2 separate regions of the Homo sapiens genome follow, and region 2 is linked to region 1. A link is an interaction called in ENCODE POLR2A ChIA-PET data of the cell type or tissue named here. Cell type or tissue: MCF 10A. All regions are shown on one strand. Each heading gives the region's core, and the rest is flanking DNA. Links, peaks and the distances in the headings are about the cores only.

Region 1 (10,188 bases), core at 3,991-7,990:
GGCGGTCTTAGAGTCTGACCAATGAGTCCAGGCACCCACTCTCTATCTGCCTAACCCTGCCCACACATTCTGCTGCAGTTCGAGACAGGGAGAATTGCAGATGCCCACCGCCCAGGCAGGGAGGATCTAGAGAGTGCCAGGCACCCAGCAGGCTGTCCTCAGGCCTCTGGGCTCCCTCGCCAGGGCTGCGGCTTTATGTGGAGTAAGGGGAAAGCAAAGGCTCGAGGCTCAGTCAAGAGGGCACCACTCTGCCTGGCCAGATCTCCGACAAAGCATGGGGGTGTGGAGCCGTGGAGACTCCCTCTGTCCTCCCCAGGGTGGACTTCTTGGGGTTGGGCTGGTGAAAGCGAACATCGCCCAGAGTGAGAAGGACTGCTCACGCAGGAACCCAAGGCGGCAGAGGACCTGGGGTGGGCTGGGGAGGGGGTGGCACTAAGCAGATGAGAACCCTCCCCTCCCTCTCATGGCCTCCCTCTCTCATGGCCACCCAGCACTCAAGAGGACAGAGCAGGGCTGCATCACCCCTACATCCACCGGGTGGGCCAGTTGATAAGTCACTGCCACTGGGCATGGAAGCTGGAGAGGAACTCAGCAGCCTCGAGTCCAAACCCCTGCTCTACAGCCAGGGAAAGAGGGGGCCGAGTGACTGAGTCTGGGGAAGCTTGATGGCCAACTTGGGTGATGCCATTTAAGGAGCCAGCCTGGGTTTCCCGGAGACTCCCCATCCCATGGCTCCCTGCAAAACAGCAACTCTGACAACCTTTGACTTTAGAAATGAAAACATCTTGGAGGTTACAATACGAGGGCTTTGGCCCAGTGTGGTAGCTCATGACTGTAATCCCAGTACTTCGTGGGGCCAAGGTGGTGAATCACTTGTGGCCAGGAATTCAATATCAGCCTGGGCAACATAGCAAGACCCTCATCTTAAAAAAAAAAAAAAGTAATAAAGGGGCTGCTTGTTTGCTTTCCTCTTTGGGTCGTTCAAATCTCGGCTCCACTGTTTACTAGTTGAGGGGCTCTGGGCAAGTTATGAAACCTCTCTAAGCTCAGTAGCTGCATCTGTAAAATGGGGATAATAATGTTGAACTACTTATTATCAACATGTGTGTTCCTTCCTCTTCCCCTAAATCCCTAATTACCGTGGAGCATCTCTGCCTTGTAACAGACCCCAGAGGAGCCCCTGTTCTTGTTATTTAGCCCACACCCCAAGGTCCCGCTGCAGCCGTGTGCACATAAACAGGCTGGACGTGAGGGAGTGCATGGCGTCAGGCACCGTGGTCTGGCAGCATCTGCTCTCCTCTCCATGTGCCTTCACCAAGGACATGATTTGGGAGGATGACCAAAGCACAAGGCTATGTACATCTTCGGGTATCAGCATTTTGCAAGATATGTCCCTGGGGTAATCTCCACCCCTCTTTTCCATCTGTTCGGAGAAGGTGCATTCTCAGCATCAAGGGGCAGAATTCTGGTGGCTAAGCCTTCACCTTTCCAAGGAGAGCTATATTTATCTCTTCCCTGTGGTCAGCTCCTGCTGATGTAGCAAACATTAGAACTTCTTCAAAACATCAAAGTTTAGGAGACACCATGAAAAACTGAGAAGTAAAACAATACAAAATGAGAGTGCCTGCTTTATTTTGCTAGCACCTGAAATCAGAGCTTCATTGATCTGCCTCAAAAGTTCCAGAGATATATTTTATCTGATTCGAGTTTTTGTTTTGTAATGCACTTTTCCAGAATACTGACAAGTTACTGGGCTGAGAGTTTGTGCAGGAGGGGGTTGGAGGGGAAGCCTTTCAGAATGAAATCATTTTTTTCTCGAAGCCAAGGTACTCTTCCCAACAAAATGGTTCACTTGCCTAGTAAAGAAAATACAATTTTTGTTGCAAACCAGCATGATTTTTTTTAAAAACGTGACTGGAAGATAGTGGTCATTTAGCTACAAGATACTGAGCTCAGAGGGGAACTTGATGAACATTTGGCTCCTACTGTAAGAAATGGGATTGCATACATTTTAATTCCAATTCTACACTGAAGTCAAATTTTGGGCATGCATTTGTGAAAGGTGGAAGAAAATCTCACTAAGTTCAAGGTGAAGAAGTTAGATGAGCAATCAATGGTCTTTACCCTTCAAAGATGGACTAAATGTAAACTGTTAGAAAACAACAAATGATACAAGTAGAGTACTTGTTAGTTTACTTGTGTTTATCTTTCTGGATCTGAGGTATAAAGGACCATTTTAAATACAGGAGAGCAAATAAAGTAGGTGCTTTGTTCTTTGGCACAGTTAAAAGGTAAATCACCTGTAATCCCAGCACTTTGGGAGGCCAACGCAGGTAGATTACTTGAGCCCAGGAGTTTGAGACCAGCCTGGGCAACATGGCAAAACCCCATCTCCACAAATAATAAAAAAAAATTAGCCAGGCATGGTGGTGCATGCCTGAGGTCCCAGCTACTCGGGAGGCTGAAGTGGGAAGATTGCTTGAGCCCAGGTGGTTGAGGCTGCAGTGAGCTATGATCACTGCACTCCAGCCTGAGAGGAAGAACCTGTCTCAAAAAAAAAAAAAAAAAAAAAAAAGAACCAAAAAATGAAAAACAGGCTGGGTATGGTGGCTCACACCTGTAATCCCAGCACTTTGGGAGGCCAAGGCGAGCAGATCACTTTAGGTCAGGAGTTCGTGACCAGCCTGGCCAACATGGTGAAACCCCGTCTCTACTAAAAACACAAAAATTAGCTGGGTGTGGTAGTGTGCACTTGTAGTCCCAGCTACTCGGGAGGCTGAGGCAGAAGAATCGCTTGAACCTGGGTAGGCGGAGGTTGCAGTGAGCCGAGATTGCCCCACTAGACTCCAGCCTGGGCAACAGAGCAAGACTCCATCTCAAAAAAAAAAGAAAAGGTAGATCAGTTTAATAATTTAATGGAACTTAATATTTGTTACACTGGGGTAAAAATAAAAGTTTGCTTTTTAAAAATTCTCTTAAGTGATGTCACTAAGTCAAGTTTTAAAACATACAATTCATTTTAAGATTGATACTTAAAGTTCAAATGAACTCTTTTTCTGTTATTTGAATGTGGTTTTTAAAGTGCCAAGAAGTTATTTGTTTTTTAAAGTAAATAAGAGATTTGGATTGGCGCCTTGGAAAAGCAAGTATAAACATGTTTTTGGACCAGAGGTTGGTTCAGCAACACTGAGTGTAACTACTGGCTGGGTACTGTGCAGGCACCAGGACTAACACACAACCCTGTAACTGTAGGAGCTCACACTTTAGCAGGGCAGACAAACGGATAACAGATAAACACCCTTCCAGTTATAGACACATACTATATGCACACAGATGGAAGAGAAGTGTGCACAAGCAGAAGTGGTTAGGTTTTGCCACAAAGTTTTCACAGAGAAGGGGTCATTGAGCAGGGTTTTTAAGTATGAATAGGAGTTTACCAGGAGAAAAATAATGGTGGAATGGGAATAATCCAGGCAGAAAGAAGAGCATGTGGAATGGAATGGGATGGAAGTGAGGAAGCGCATGGCATGAATGAAAAAACACAAGAGTCTCATAGGCTATTTTCGCATAAGAGTTGATGATTCCACATTTCCGAGTGTAGTTGTCTCATTTATTACTATACTATCTCTTTTATAAATTGCTACTTCATCACGAGCTGACCCAGGAGTTTTAACTTAGAAATCGTGTTTACAATTCAGATTACCCTTCTGTAAATTACATGCTGAAAAGAGTGAGCTAAGAAAATATACTTGGGGACAGGCGTGGTGGCTCATGCTTGTAATCCCAGCACTTTGGAGGCCAAGGTGGGCAGATCACCTGAGGTCAGGAGTTCAAGACCAGCCTGGCCAACATGGTGAAACTCCGTCTCTACTAAAAATACAAAAATTAGCCGGGCATGCCTGTAATCCCAGCTACTCAGGAGGCTGAGGCAGGGAGAATTGCTTGAACCCAGGAGGCGGAGGTTGCAGTGAGCCAAGATCACACCACTGCACTCCAGCCTGGGGAACACAGCAAGACTCTGTCTCAAAAAAACAAAAAAAAGAAAGAAAGAAAATATACTTGGGAATGTGAGGATTTTGTGGTTGAGTGAAGAAAGGTGGCCCAGACAGGAGATTACTCAGAACTCAAAGGTTCACCGCAGCTGTCCTTGATGAGCTGGTGGCTGCGGCAAATACGCCATCAGATTGGGATGTTGAGGCAGACTGCTAGCAATGTTCTCTCCTTCTTCCTTAGCAAAGGATTTTTAATTTTAGTTGGAGAAGACCAGCCAAACACTTGACATTTCTTGGCCCCCTGGCAGCTAAGTATGACAGAGTGATTAAGTGCGGACAAAGAGTTATAAATGTATTAGAGCAGAGCCACCTGGGGCCCAGACAGTACCTTGTGTCAAAATTTTCTCCAGTGCATCTGAAATCGCACTGTGATCCTGTCCCCCTAAACTTTGTCTTCTCTTGGTGTTCCCTCCCTCAGTAACTGACATTACCCGCCCTGCTACTGCCAAGCCAAAAACCCAGGCAACGTCCTTGAAACCCCTCTCCTTCACTCCGCCACAGATATCAGTAAGTTCTGGCAGCTGAACTTCCAAAGTACATCTCAAATCCATCTCCAACCCAGCCCAGGTTCCTGTGGCTCTCCCCTGGACTACTACCCTGCCCGGTCCACTCACATCTGCTCTACCCCTTCCAACACAATGGCCACTCTGAAGCCACAGCAATCTTTTTAAAACATTTTTTTTTTTTTTAGATGGAGTCTCTCTCTGTCCCCAGGCTGGAGTGCAGTGGCACGATCTCGGCTCACTGCAACCTCCGCCCTGGTTCAAGCAAGTCTCCTGCCTCAGTCTCCTGAGTAGCGGGGACTACAGGCGCATGCCACCATGCCCAGATAATTTTTGTATTTTTTTTTTTTTTTTTTTTTGAGACGGAGTCTCGCTCTGTCGCCCAGGCTGGAGTGCAGTGGCGCAATCTCGGCTCACTGCAAGCTCCGCCTCCCGGGTTCACGCCATTCTCCTGCCTCAGCCTCCCAAGTAGCTGGGACTACAGGCGCCCGCCACTACGCCCGGCTAATTTTTTGTATTTTTAGCAGAGATGGGGTTTCACCATATTGGCCAGGATGGTCTCAATCTCCTGACCTCGTGATCCGCCCGCCTCCGCCTCCCAAAGTGCTGGGATTACAGGCGTGAGCCACCATACAAACCTTTTTTTTTTTTTTTTTTTTAATGGAGACAGGTTCTCACTATATTGCCCAGGCTGGTCTCAAACTCCTGGGCTCAAGTGATCCTCCTGCTTTAGCCTCCCAAATAGCTGGATTACAGGCATGAGCCAGGCCAGAGTGATCTTTTGGAAATGCAAATCTGATCATGTATATCCCATCCCCTGCGAAACCCTTAAAGAGCTTCCCATTGTCCTTGGGTTAGTGTGGCCTTCAAGGCCTGTGTGATCTCACCACTCCCCTAGCCCCTCAGAGTGCTACTGGTATCAATATTATGGAGAAACAGTTTACTTGAAAGCTAAGTGAGAGTTTTAGGGCTGGGATCTCACGCTGCCCCCCGATCTTTCAGTTTTGTGCTCACCATGCTGTCTTACTGTGGGGCTTTATGAAGGCGAATCCCTCTGTCGAAAAGCTATTCCCTCCCCTTCCCACCTCCCTAACTTCTATCCACCTTTCAGATTTCAGACTGACTGTCCCTCCTCTGGGTAGCCTCTCCTGACCTATCCCAGCAAGGCAGATCTCTCAGTCCTAGCCTTCGTCGAGCTCACATTTGTCAGGGTGATTATGTGACTGACAGCTGGACGGAAGCTCCTGTAGGCCACTGACCATGTCTGCTTTGGCTCCCATCTGGACTCTCAGTGCCTGGCATTCTAGTAGAAGCTTAATTATTTGTTGAATGAATGAATGAATTTAAAAATTCTTTGAATGAGAGCATAGAAAATTAATCAGAACTTTTGAACAAGAAGAGCTGAATTCCCCTTGAGGAATAATAAATATAACCTACTTAGCCTAGTTGGTAGAGACAGACCATAAGATGCAGGAAGAGGGCTGAGTAGGTGGCATGAGGCACTATAACGCCCCCTGACCCCAAAGAAGACTGGAGAACCAGTATCCTAGGCGCACTACAAATATCAGGGTTTTGGGTCTAAAAAGATGGGGTCAGACTCAGATCCGGCCACACAAAGTAAAGGGCAGGTCTACCGCCTGCCCAAAGACTCCCCTCCCCCAACCCAAGCAAGCAGTCAGAACCTCACCACAAGAAAGTGCTCCTAAAATCGCAGTAAAGTGCTAGCCGGCCATGACTCAGCACTTGCCATGTGCCCGGCCTTGGCTAAGTGCATTGCAGGGCAGAATGCCCAAGTATTTTTCCAGAACAAAGGCCATGAGGTGGACCCAGCCCTGCGACAGTTGGGCAGGCCTGGCTCTGACTGTGTTTCTCTAATAGTGACTGAGACTCACAGCAGCGTGAAAAGCCAGTGCTTCTCCTGGGGGAAGTCTGCCACTTTGGGGAGGAAAGTGTGGGGGCAGAGAGGGTAAGGGAAAAACTATGGCATGACCTGCCCCTCAGATGCCAGGCCAGAGAGGTAGGTGGGCTTGGAGGGTCTGCTGCTTCTGCAGGCCTGGTCCCAAGCCTGCCCCCATACTGCCCTCCCCAGCACCCCAGCCTCATCACTCCTCCCTGGGGAAGGCGAAGGGAACATCCAGTGGAAAGGGAAAAACGGATGGCTTCCCTCCCATTCCTGGCCTGCCTGCCAAGCGGACGCAGGATGGGAGCCTGGGAGCGTTCCTGCTGTGAACTCCCTGTCAGCAGCTACCCAAGCCTTGGGGCTCCCAGGGGCTTCCCAAAAGCCATCCTGAAGCTCCCAGCCCCACTCCCTTGGCTGGCCCAAGAGTGACGGAGGCAAACCCTGGGGGGAACTCCCAGCTTCTCCCTCAGCCATTGTCCCTGAACCCCAGGGACCCCTGGAGACTCAGGATGGAAGAGGCCGGATGCAGGCAAGCTGGGATTGTGCACCAGGCCAATGGCCGTGTTTATCTCTGTGCAAGCGCCGGAGCCAAGCCCTGGGAAAACAGCTTAGAGCCAGAAACCAAGGGAAAGGAAAAATGCAGTTTACAAGCAGGAAAAAAAAAGCTGGGGGAGAGTAAAAGAGCAGTAAAAAGTGTCAGGAGACAGCCTTCTTGGGGGCAGGAGTGCTGTTCTGGGGCATATCGCCCTCTGTGTGGGAGGGAATTCCCTCCACCTCCATGCTATCTACATGTCTGGAGAGATAGAAAGAAAACAATTTGGGATTGGCACTGGGATGCCAATGTGGTTGAGGGAGCCCCGAGCCAGCCCGCGGGCAGTTAGGCCCTCACTGCCTGCTTTGCTGCCTGGCCCTGCTGCCTGCCAGCCATGTAGCCTCAGGTCAGTGACTCCACTTCTCCAGGCCTCCGTGGCCCCATCTGCTGTGGAGGGTCTGGAGAGGGGAAGGGGAAGGCCACGCGGGTGGGCTGGCCAAATCCTGTGCACCTTCGGAGAGGGGACGGCTACTTCCACACTCTTTAAAGGCCACACAAACTTTAAGTTACAGAACTCAAGAAGACCGAGAGATGCCCCACATGCTGCAGGGCTCATGAGCTCTTGGCCTGGAGTTTCATTTGAGGTCCCATTCCATCTCACATTCTGCCAATTAAAATTAGAGCTGTTGAGTTGCTTCCATTGGTTCTAAATTACCAGAGAAAAAACTCAAGCAGAACCCAGTTCACCACCTATAAAGAAAAAGCATTGCCCTCTATGCAATTTCAGTCCTTGACATTCTCTTTTTTTAATCTTTTAAAATTAAAAAAAGTTAGAATAACTTGTTTTTTCTTTTAATTTTAAAGACAGAGCCTTGCTTTATTGCCCAGGCTGGAGTGCAATGGTGCAATCTCAGCTCACTGCAGCCTCGACCTCCCAGATTCAAGCAATTCTCATGCCTCAGCCTCCTGAGTAGCTGGGATTACAGGCACCTGCCACCACCATGCCCGGCTGATTTTTGTATTTTTAGTAGGAAAGGGGTTTCGCCATGTTGGCCAGGCTGGTCTCAAACTCCTGTTAAGCGATCCGCCTGCTTTGGCCTCCCAAAGTGCCGGGATTACAGGCATGAGCCACCATGCCGGGCCAGTCCTTGGCATTCTCTACTTGAGTGGAGAGAGGCTCCTATTCCAGGGGATAATAGGAGCAGATCATATAACACACTTACCGGAGTTCCTTCCCACCATTAACCACACTCTGCACCTCCCCCTTCTCCCCAAGGTGTCTTTTCCTCAACAATGTGCTCCACGATCTGGAAGCTTCCTTGCAGTGTGTAACAGGAGAGCACTGAAAGCCGGGCCTCATGGAGGAACCTGAGCCTGCCGTCTCATCTAGCAGAGCAGCAAGAGGACTAGGGGTGCTTCCTGTAGGGCAGCCCGAGGACCAGGGTCCGAGTTCTGGGTTGTTTGGTCGTGGTGAAGGTTAGTTTGTTTGTGGCAATGCTTAGGTTTCAAAAAGGAGTTTAAAAGTCCCAAAAGACTAAAAATATTTATGGGGTTCAATCAACAGTCCTGAAGGCAACTCTGAAATTAAGATGTTCCATCTCGACCGGGTGCCGTGGCTCACGCCTGTAATCCCAGTACTTTGGGAGGCTGAGGCAGGTGGATCGCTTGAGCCCAGGAGTTCAAGACCAGCCTGGGCAACACAGTGAAACCTTGTCTCTACAAAAAAAAAAAAAAAAAAAAAAGAAAATTAGCTGGGCATGGTGGTGCACGCCTGTAATCCCAGCTACTTGGGAGGCTGAGGATGGCTTGAGCCTGGTGGGGCGGAGTTTGCAGACAGCTGAGATGGCGCCACTGCACTCCAGCCTGGACAACAGAGCCAGACCCTGTCTCAAAAAAAAACAAGACAAAAACAACGATGTCCTGACAGGGTATCACTATGACCCGGATAGCAGCCTTCCTGGTAGGGTCTGGAAGTCCTGCCTCAGTGAGGCACACATGGAACCGGAAGAGGGCAGGGTTGCTTCTTCCACCTGGTGGCTGTGCCCCGACCTGGTGGCTACATTTGCTGGGCCCACTGCTGTTTCCCCACAGGAACAACTTGGCAGCAAACAGGTCCTGCCACAGCCAGAAAAACTGGAACGTGGGAAAGTATATTCATTTCCCCCAAAGAGCTGGTAAGAGTCAGTCTTCTCTTATCACTGCAGGATATACCCATACCTGGAAAGATGGCCTTGGGGCTTGGCACTGGGACCAATGTATTTCTCTTACTTTCCTAAAGTCTCTCCGAAATTAGCCAAGTCTCACCAGTTCTAGCAGAAAGAGGGCTACAATTTTGTAGGACCGGAAAGTCACCCCTCAATGCGGCCAGTGTCTCTCGTTCCACAGGGAAAGCAAATTCCCAGGCTGAGTTGCCAGAGGACAAGCTGAGGTGGTGGCCTTTGGTGAGGGCTGGAGGGCCAATGGCTGCCTGCTCCTGGCCTCTCACGGCATGGCTCTCTGACCCTTCAGGGATGCACTGAGACCTCCTGCTCCCGGTCACCAGCCTCCCACAGCCTTCAAGAGTCACAGTCCAGGCTGCTCCTGGACTAAAGCCAGCCAGGCGGGCCCGTGGCAGAGACACTCAGAACACGGCCTAGACTTCAGGATGTGTCTGGGCACCCCCAACCGCTGTGAGGAAGGCTAGAGAAGCCCTGAGCTGTGACACTGGGGTGGGAAGACTTAAACACACCATCTCCCATACTACAACCATCTTAAGAAGAGGTAGTTTTTCTTTTTAAAAATTATTTGAGACAGGGTCTCGCTATGTTGCCCAGGGTGGTCTTGAACTCTTGGGCTCAAGAGATCCTCCTGCCTCAGCTTCCTAAAGTGCTGGGATTACAGGTGTGCTCCACCACTCCCAGCTAATTTATTCTTTATAGAGACGAGGTCTCACTTTGTTGCCCAGGCTGGTCTCAGAACTCCTGGGCTCAAGTGATCCACCCACCTCAGCTTCCCAAAATGCTGGGATTACAGGTGTGCGCCATCTTGCCCAGCCACTTTTTCTGTTTTAAAAAGAATTAAAAATGAAGCTCAGATATGTGAAGTAGTTAATCCAGCTCTTAAGTACCAAAAAGACATTCAAATTCAGTCTCTATTCATCAAACTTCCCAAATGCTAAAGGCAGCAAAAACTCCTGCTCCCGACCTAAGAACAAGGCCTGTG
Region 2 (10,188 bases), core at 1,244-5,243, 100 kb before region 1:
CCTGGTTGGTCCCTGGGCTGGGTTGAGCACCATTTGCGGAACCTGCTGTCTTGGGTCCCATTTAGCAGTGTTGGAGTCTGTGCTCTGTTAATAACCACAACTTAGTAGATTTTGTTTACCTAAGAGTTTGCAAGCCTTACTTCACTTAATTCTCACTGCATTTCAGATAACCAGGATTAACTTTGACTTGTAGATGGGAAGTTGAGGCTCAGAGATAATTTTCCCAAGGTCAAACAGTTAAAAAGTGATGGAGACAGGATTCTAATTTGAATCTATGACTCCAAAGCCTGTCACTCTTCCCGTGTGATCACAGATACCACTTGGGGCTCTGATCAAATGAGATAAATAAGCAAACCCTAACTTAGGTAACTAATACTTCTTAGAAGTACTAGTTGGGAAGTACTAGTTGGGAAGCGTTTGTCTTGGGGCTCTAATTTTTGGTGGTGTCACATCAACAAGCTTGAGGGTTGTGTGGATAGTGGAGACTCAAAGCTCTGGCCCCAGGGTTTATTGCCTTCCTTTAATCCTTCTGGGGTTTTGTCTGCAGAGAGCTACAGTCCATGGCCGACCAAGAAAAGATCTCCCCAGCTGCCCTTAAGAAGACCCTCTTAGACAGAGTGAAGCTGGAATCCCCCACAGTCTCCACACTGACCCCCTCCAGCCCAGGGAAGCTCCTCACAAGAAGCCTGGCCCTGGGAGGCAAGAAGGACTAAGGCAGCATCTGTCCCCTCTGTGATTCAGAGCCCTTAGTTGAGAGCCCCTGCCGCCCCTGCCACCCCCCTGCCCCGCTCCCACCATTGCCCCTCCTCAGCTGTGCAAGGAGAAAGCATGCTTAGGAAGTTTTCAGGTCCTTGTGATAAAACCTCCTTAAATCTGTTCAGACCAAGCAATGCGAGCTTCCTCTCCTGTCCCATGTTGGAAGTTGCTCTGAAGGGGTGGTAGATGCTGGAAGCCAGACACAACCCTGCGTACGCTGCTCAGTTGGTGGAGACTGGGGCTGGGACTGGAGTCAGCCCAGCTGGGAGGAGGGGCTGGGGAGGATCTGCAGCTGAAGCCCGAGGCAGGGTTGGTGTGATGCCAAGGCAAAGTGGTGAGGAGAAAACAGGAAACGGGCTTTCTCTGAATTGGTAAATGGGAAAGAAGTGAGCAACTTAAGATTGTCACAATTAATCACAAGTGTACAGGATTAGACTGGGTTTATATTTAACTCTTGCTTCATAGGTGTACCATTTAAAGAGTGTTATTTAATGCTAAGTTTAACTGCTTTAATAAAGTTTATTTTTAAATATCTTGCTTTTGTTAGGCTTAATCTTAAATAATCATCCTGGAGAACTTGATGCCCTTGTGAGGTCCTCCCTGCTTCTCTGCGAGAGCACTGTCCAAGGGCTAGAAGTAGGGATGAGAGGAATAAGGGGCCAGGCCCTTGGTCTGGATCAAGGTGTTGTTCTAGAATGAGCCAAAGCTAATGGCAGGGAAGAGCCAAGTGGGCTGCATGGGTTGTGGGTCAGCAGCCCAGAATAAAGGGGAAAGCCGTCTGCTTTGATGTGGGGCAGGCACTGTGCTGAGCATTTGATCCTCACAGCTGCCCTCTGAAGGAAGAACTGTTCTTTTCTCACCGTATAGATGTCGAGGCCAGCCAGGCGCAGTGGCTCACGCCTGTAATCCCAGCACTTTGGGAGGCCGAGCCAGGCGGATCATGAGGTCAGGAGATCGAGACCATCCTGGCTAACATGGTGAAACCCCGTCTCTACTAAAAATTAAAAAAAAAAAATTAGCCGGGCGTGGTGGTGGGCACCTGTAGTCCCAGCTACTCGGGAGGCTGAGGCAGGAGAATGGCGTGAACCCAGGAGGCGGAGCTTGCAGTGAGCCGAGATCACGCCACTGTACTCCAACCTGGGCAACAGAGTGAGACTCCGTCTCAAAAAAAAAAAAAAAAAAACCATCTGGAGGCCTAGAGGGATAAGCAACTTACCCCATTTGTGCTGCCGGTCAGTGGTGGGGCTGTCTGTGTTCTTAGCTATCAATTCTGCAGCCTCCCAGAAATAGCTGGGCATGCCATCCACATAGCCAGACATCCAGTGTTTCTCTAGGCAGGCCGGTGTGTGCCTGGTACTTGTTCCTACGAGCTGCCTGCCTGTGCAGCAGGGCTGTTTGAAAAGGCATGCGAGGCCGGGCGCAGTGGCTCATGCCTGTAATCCCAGCACTTTCGGAGGCCGAGGTGGGCAGATCATGAGGCAGAGAGATCTAGACCATCCTGGCCAACATGGTGAAACCCTGTCTCTACTAAAAATACAAAAATTAGCCAGGCATGGTGGTGTATACCTGTAATCCCAGCTACTCGGGAGGCTGAGGCAGGAGAATTGCTTAAACCTGGGAGGCGGAGATTGCAGTGAGCCAAGATCGTGCCACCGTAGTCCACCCTGGCAAAAGAGCAAGACTCCATCTCAAAAAAAAAAAAAAAAGAAAAAAGGTATGGGCATTGGCATCAGCATCAGCTCTGGGTTCAAATCTTAGATTCCCCTGCTTTCTACTCCACAGCCCGGGAGAAGTTACCAAATTTCTCACAGCCCGGGAGAAGTTACCAATTTCTCTGATCTCAGGGTTTCATCCCTTATAAATATGGAGCCCATGTTTCATCAGGGTGTTAAATGAGACCATGTGGCAGTGCTCAACAGAACATCTGGAACACCATGGCCCCTTCGTGTAAATGGTGTTCTTCCTTCACCCTCCTGCTGAGAAGAGAGTGGAGCCTTGTTCCATTCCACTGAGTCAGGGCAGCCCCAGCTCTAACTCCAAACCTGAGAGCACATGGGAAGTCATTCTTCTGGGCCAACACAGCAAGTGCAATACTAAAAACTCATTTAAAGTCCCCAGTATGTGGCCGGCCCTTTGCAGACACTTCACACATACTCTCATGGCCTTAGGAGCTGGGTATATTTTTTTTTTTCCCCAGAAAAGTGAGGCTCAAAGAGGTTAAATCCAAGTTGCCCAAAAAGATTTGAACAGACATTTCACCAAAAAAGATAAACAAATGGTGAAGAAGCACGTCAAAAGATGCTCAGCCTTAAAATAGTTATTAGGGAAATGCAAATCAAAGCCCAATGAGATACCACTTCACACCCACAAATATGACTGTTCTTGGTTTTAAAAAAAATAGCAAATGTTGGCAAGCACGTGGAGAAATTGGAACCCTTGTGCATTGCTGGTGGGGATGTATAATGATGCAGCCACTTTGGGAAACAGTCTGGCACTTCCTTAAGAGATTAAACAAGCTGGGTGTGGTGGTGCACGCCTGTAGTCCCAACTACTCGGGAGGCTGAGAAGGGAAGATGGCCTGAGCCCAGAAGTTCAAATCCAGCCTGGGCAACATAGCAAGAGCCTACCTCTAAAAAAAAGAGTTAACAAATGACTCAGCAATTTCGCTCCAAGTTATACAGTGAAGAGAAAGACTTGCGTATGAATGTTCATGACAGTGTTATTAAGTAGCCCCAAGGTAGAAACAACCCAATTGGTCATCAGCTGGTGAATGGGTAAATATGTTACACCCACACAATGGAATACTCAGCAGTAAAAGAGATGCGAGTACAGACACATGAACCTGTAAGACATGCCAAGTAAAAGAAGCCAGTCACAAAAGGCCATGTATTACATGATTCCATTTATATGAAATGTCCAAAAAATGCAAATCTATACAGACAGAAATAGAAGTTGCCAGGGACTGTGGTGGCAATGGGAAGAGCGCAGAGTTTCTGTTGGAGCCATGGCAATGATGTAAAATAAGATCACGGTGATGGTTTGCACAGCTCCATACATATGGTCATTGAATTGTACACTTAAAAGTGGGTGAATTTTATGGCATGTAAATCATACACGATAATGTTTTTAAAAATGAAATAAGCTGCCCAAGTTTTAATTAGCTAGGAAGTGGTGCCAGGATTCAAATCTGTTATCTGATACCAAATCCTATCCTCTCTGTGCTAGGCCTGCTGGCAAGTCATCCTAGATGACAAGAGATTGTTGCCTGCATTTTCCTCTCCTCCATCCCCTGCAAGACCACCCCTTTTTCCAGGCCTAAATATACCAACATACATTTACTGAGGACCTACTGACTGCCAGGCCCCATCTTATGTCTTGGTGCACGGGGTCACCCTGGCTAAGATGTGTCCTCACCTGCCGAGCACTGCTGCCCTTACCTTCTGAACTTCAGTCAGGTATGATCAGGGCCAGATGGGAATGAGGGTGGTTGAGGCCCTGGTCCTGCTTCAGGGAGAGGAGGAGAGGGCCATTCCTTGGAGAAAATTTCCAGTCATCTCTCCCCAAGACCTCAGGCCTGTCTGGGGAGGCCAGGAAGTACCCAGGACTTCCGCCTCCCAGCTTCCCACCTTCTCACAGGGCTGATGAGCCTTGGGGCCAGAGCTGCCGGCAGTCAGTGAGGGCTGGCAACTCCCCGAGGTGGTCAAGAGAGCCCCCAGTGTGTCAGGCCCCAGACAGAGGCACTAGAGCTTGCATTCTAGGCCCATCAGGTGTCCAAGCCACCAGGAAAGCAACCAGATACCCCTGCAAGAGCTGGCATTGAGGGTTAGCGCAGCCTTTTCACTAAGGATTTGCTGAATGCTCCTCTCAGTGCCCTGTGAGGCCTGGGTGTGCCCTAGGCAGTCAGACTGTCCTGGCCCAGCGCGATGGCTCACGCCTGTCATCCCAGCACTTTGGGAGGCCAAGGCAGGCAGGTCACTTGAGCCCAGGAGTTTGAGACCAGCCTGGGCAACATGGTGAAACCCCGTCTCTACAAAAAAAAAAAAAATGCAAAAATTAGCCAGGTGTTGTGGTGCATGCCTGTGGTTCCAGCTACTCGGGGTAGAGGTAGGAGGATCGCTTGAGTCCTTGAGGCGGAGGTCGCAGTGAGCCAAGATGGCATCACTGCACTGCAGCCTGGCCCACAGAGCGAGACCCTGTCTGAACAACAAAAGACTGTCCTTGTTCAGAGTTGTACAAGGGCTGAGAACAGATGTGGACACCGCAATGTGACAAATACGGGAAGCGAGAGAAGGCAGCCTGGAGTGGACTGAAAGTAGGGGAGCGTGCTGTTGGGAAAGACAGCCTCAGCCTTTCTGCCCCCTCTGAAAGGCCACATGAGAATGGGCCTGGAACATTCCTCACAAAGAGCTAAAGTGTTCTCAAGCCTGTGGTGGACTTGTCACTTTGCATGGGCGCGTCTTTCCTGTTTAGACTTGATGTATATTCCTTTAGTCTGCTTAAGTGTGCATCACATGGCACCTGGCCAAGCCCACCACTATATCTGTTCCCACTGGGGAGGGGCAAGGTCCTTCTGCTGCAGCACAGAGAGGTGTGTGCAGGCCCATGGCCCTGGGTTACCGCTGGGAGGGACCTGCTGGCCATGGGGACCAACACCCACCACTGAAGCTGTGTTCGCTGCTCTTTTCTAGTATGAGTAAAGTGGAGTAGCCCGGGCTTGACTGTGCTGTTGCCCCTGGCAACTCCAGTTACGAGACTCAGTGAGCAGAAGTGCTAGGATTTCTGCTCCTGATAATAGGCAACAGATGCCACTTGCGCACAGGAACCAGCCCCCTCTCCCTGTTCCCAGCTCCCTGCACTGCCCTCTTCTCAGGACCCCTGAGCAGCATAGCCTTAAGTACCCCCCAATCCCGATTTCCCAGTGGGTGTCTCTTAGGACCCCAGAAAAACGCTTCCTTACCTATTGCCTCCATGTTACTCTCCTATAAAATGGGGCAAACTATTGCCCCAACTATTAATGATCATTACTTCGGGGAAGTAGGATTGAGATTGACTTTTCACTTAATTTCTTGATTTCTTTATTTTACTTTAGATTGTTGATTGCAGTAAGCCGGCATGATTTTGGTGGTTAAAAGATCTAAAGATTTTTCCCACTGCTCCCACTCGTGGGGCATGCTAGAAAACAAATGCACCCTCCCTCATCTCCTGCATCCTTCTTTCATCCCCCTGTCTGTGCGTGTCCCCTGCAACTGTTACTAAGCAACGCTCTCCAAAGAAACACCGAGAGTCAGCCTCAGCCCAAGGGGCTGGCTGCGCTTTCCTTCACTGTTTCAAGCAGGAGAGCTAGTCCTTTCTGCACATCTGAGCAAAATACTTGTAAAGCCTTGACTTGTATTCACTTTTACCAATAAACTAGATGGAACACAGAAGTGGATATTGTGATTATATGAAGTCCATAGCATTTTGAAAATGAAATACCCCGCTTTTCAAGGTCCAAGCCAGTGTGGGTAGTATACTACCTTTATGTAAGAAAGGGGGAAAATACAAAATTGGATAAAGAAATTCTAGAAGGATATACCAGAAACCACTAAAACAGTACCTGGTTGTGGGGGGCAGTGGGAATGTGGCAGATAGGGGCAGGGCAGGAGGGAGACCTTTCATTACAAACCTCTTTGTATAGTATTGATTTAGGAATCACATAAGGGGATTGCTTAGTTACAAAATGCATTTGGACAGCCTTTAGAGGGGCCAGGCTGCCCTGGCCATGCGGTACTGAAGCAGGATGCGTGGCCCCACGTGGTCAGTCAAGGTGGGAGCACGTCCTGTGTGCCCTACTTTGGCCTCGAGCTGTGTCTTGGACACTCCTGCAGGAACACTTAGCATGAGAGCTGGGCTGCAGGCCATCTTCCCAATCCTAGTGCATGGTACCCAATAAACACAGCTGAACAAATGCTTGAATGAATGACAGCTCTTCTGCTTGAATGTCAGGTTGGGCTGTTGCCTGAGTGCCCAACGAGGTCTCTGGTGTATTGGGGTGAAAACTCTGTGCAACTCCTAGACTGTCCTTGGACCTGGTCATTCCTGGTTTGGTTTTTTAAAGTATTTATTTTTTTGTTTATTTATTTACTTATTTATTATTTTTTGACACGGAGCTCAGGCTGGAGTGCAGTGTAGATCTCTGCTCACTGCAACCTCCACCTCCCTGGATCAAGCAATTCTCTAATTTTTTTGGTATTTTTAGTAGAGACGGGGCTTCCCCATGTTGGCCAGGCTGGTCTCAAACTCCTGACCTGGTGATCTGCCTGCCTTGGCCTCCCAAAGTGCTGGGATTACAGGCATGAGCCACTGCGCCTGGCCCTGGTTTGTTTTTGACTTTCTTTTATTCAATCAGCAGGTGTTGATTGAGCACTGAAGGGCTGTGCTTGTGCCCGATTGGCTGGGATGTGGGGAAGCCTAGTACGTTTCTGTCCTGGCCACTTTGCCTCATGGGTGCTCTATGAGTGTGCCTGCTCCTCCCCCCGTGTGTTGCCCAAGAGCCTGTTCAGTACATGGATACTTCAGAGGCATCCTCCCAATTCTTACAGCTTTAGGCTTCTTCAGGTAACAGGGAAGTACCTCAGGAATATTCAAGTAAAAAGGGATTGGGATGGTTATCAAATTTATAACAGTTTTCCATTTTAGGAAGGATTATGTGGATAAATGTTCTGTCCTCCTTGAAAATAAGTGACTGAAAACACATGCTGGTGGGCTGCAGCAGAGCATGTGAGGTTTGGCTGGACATCAGAGACTTGTCAATTGAGGTACTTTGATATTGAGCGACCACGAGAGGCTGAGAAACCAGTGTGGGGTCCGGCGTGGTGGCTCACGCCTATAATCCCAGCACTTTGGGAGGCTGAGACAGATGGATCACTTGAGGTCAGGAGTTTGAGATCAGCCTGGCCAACATGGTGAAACCCCGTCTCTACTAAAAATACAAAAGTTAGCCCAGTGTGGTGGTAGGTGCCTGTAATCCCAGCTATTCAGGAGGCTGAGGCAGGAGAATCACTTGAACCCGGGAGGCTGAGGTCGCAGTGAGCCGAGATCGCTCCACTGCACTCTGGCCCAGACGACCGAGCAAGACTGCATCTCAAAAAAACAAAACAAAACAAAAAGAAACCAGTGGGGGTATGTACCTCTCAGTTACTGCTCCACCCTGAATTCTAAGATATGTGAATATGAAATTAGAATTTCATGTGTAGTATCTTTTCAATTAAATTACAATAAAGATTGCTTTCCTTCTGCCAGTGTAGTTAATGAACTTCTGGTAACAGTAAGAGCAAAGGCCTGAGTTCTAATCCTCACTGCTCAGGTGACTTCAGGTAAGTCATTAGTCTGCTTTGGTTTCAACTTATTATTTCATTAAAATGGGAAATAGATAATACTTGCTCATCCTTCTCTCAGGGTGGTCAGTTGCTTTGGGCAAAGCCTTTGGGTAACCTGGGTCACTGTGCAGCCGGGAGGCCCCTGGGCAGGTGACCATGTTGCTTTGACACAATCCCTCCCCCTTCTACAATCCCACACACTGCAAGCTTTCCTCTTTCCTAAGATGGGAAGCCCAGCCAATGCTCCTTGTCAAGCAACTTCACATATATGACTTGAGGCGTAGAAGCTTTAAAAACAAACACGTGTCTTCTTTTTATGCACCAGATCTGGTTTTACGCATGCAAGGCCCATGATCTCATTTAATCTTTAATAATTATGATGTAGTTATTTGGAAAACTCAGGCTTGGACAAGTTGGGAGCACAGCCAGTGAGGGGAAAGGCCTGGGTGCCAATCCAGGTATGTCTAAAACCAAGACCCGTTTTACAGTGCACTGACCTGACCTTCCATGTGCAGGCACTGCTGCCCTCACTGCTCTCACTGAGGGGTCCTCTGGCTGGAAAACAAGGAATGATCCCCCAAAACTAGGCTAGGTGAGAAGGTGGAGATGTAGGCAGAGGGTGATGCTGTGGGGATCCCTGGATAGGTGCCTGGGAAGAAGGCCCAAAAAACAGGGGGGGATGGGGACTGGCCTCCATATAGCCTGCAGTGGTGTGGGGACCTTGCCTGAGTCACTGGGAAACCCACTCAGAGAAGCAAATATTTTAATTTTTTTGTTTTGTAGAAACAAATATAACCATCATTACTATCTGCTCTTTGAATTAAGGGAAAGGAACAAGAAATGAGCATTTATAAAGTTATGCCATTGCCCGGATCCCCGCATAATGCTCCCTTTGCCCTAAACAGTGTATCTTTCTGCTGAACCCCACGGCCTTCCCCAGTGCCCCGCTGTCTTGCTCACGCCCCATCTCCGGGGCTGCCTCTTCTCTCCCCAGCTCCTTCCTGGGCCATTGGTCCTTGGCATCCTGGACTGTCAGTTATTTTCTCATGAACACAAGTCTTTGCTCTATAGTAGCGCTTCTGGGCTGACAAGGGGCTGTCACTCGTCGCATCCAGCAGGAGTCCCACGGCGATCTGGAGGCACGTAGGGAGGGGGCATCCCCATCCCTGTCCCCATCGCCATTCCCGTCCCCCATAGGAAGAACTCAAGGCACCCATCCAAGATGACTGGGGAAGCCGGTGTCAAAATCTCAGCCTCCAGACTCGAGTCTTCTTTCCCGTTTTCCCCACTCAGCTCACAGAAGAGTTCCTAAGAAGACCCTTGAGGACAGCATTGTATTTTTAGTAAAGACGGGGTTTCACCATTTTGGCCAAGATGGTCTCTATCTCTTGACCTCGTGATCCGCCCGCCTAGGCCTCCCAAAGTGCTGGGATTACAGGCGTGAGCCCCCGCGCCTGGCTAGTGGTTCCTAAAAAACGTCCCTTCGCGGCTCCAAGCGGTCCCGGCCGCCCGCGGCCGAGGAGGACCTCCCCGCGCCGCCAGAGGGCGCCAGGCGCCACAGCCGAACTCCCCAGGCCGCCAGCCCCGGCCTGGTTGGAGAGAAACCGGGTGCAAACCCCAGCCCCGGCTGGGTGCCCACCTGCTAGTTGTGGCAGGTCATTTCCTGAGTTCACATAGCAAAGCAGCTCAGAGTTGGATCTAGGGGAAAGCGCTGGAATCCACGCTCCGCTTCCCCACGCAGCCTCGCCTGTGGCCCCAGCAGCGCCCTCTGCACATGGGAGGTCGGGCAGCTTAGCGGAGCTCCCCGGCCAGGGACTCAGGCCTCACCAGGGGCCCGCGTGTCCAGCCTGACGTGGGCCATCTGAATCGAAATACACCCATCTTGCTCAAGACGAGGCCTAGAGAGTCAGTCACTTTAACGACAGGTGACCTTGGGTGAGTTATTCAACCTCCAAGAACTTATCTGTCAAGTGAGGGTGAGAAGGATCCCCACCTCATGGGCTGAGATGAGGATTCAATGAGATAAAGGCTGGGCTTGGTGTCTGGCAGGACAGCGCTAATAACCAGAGGTTGC

What was found. ChIA-PET counts read pairs that join two places held together with the same protein. Peaks named below come from ENCODE experiments on the same cell type or tissue, not always from the same donor. Only the 100,000 strongest peaks of a DNase experiment are listed, where the experiment ranks them.
Region 2: POLR2A ChIA-PET joins it to region 1 with 6 read pairs; 11 of 35 experiments call an interaction of 5 or more read pairs at or near these places.

Annotation. Positions count from the first base shown.
Region 1 is chr1:225,813,953-225,824,140 of GRCh38, reverse strand. All of the region lies in intron 1 of EPHX1 (epoxide hydrolase 1), which reads right to left. Among named protein-coding and RNA genes, the nearest start is that of EPHX1, 8.9 kb to the right of the region's middle. RefSeq lists enhancers at 5,510-6,336, 6,337-7,164. In MCF 10A, for the core only: no CTCF peak of the experiment used is centred there; a DNase peak (open chromatin) is centred at 6,300.
Region 2 is chr1:225,910,980-225,921,167 of GRCh38, reverse strand. It overlaps PYCR2 (pyrroline-5-carboxylate reductase 2), which reads left to right. Exons shown (of 7, transcript NM_013328.4): 7 at 548-1,290. The coding sequence ends at 713. Among named protein-coding and RNA genes, the nearest start is that of MIR6741, 6.1 kb to the left of the region's middle. RefSeq lists enhancers at 3,987-4,929, 4,930-5,874, 9,884-9,933, 9,944-10,003 and a silencer at 9,554-9,743. In MCF 10A, for the core only: no CTCF peak of the experiment used is centred there; a DNase peak (open chromatin) is centred at 3,507.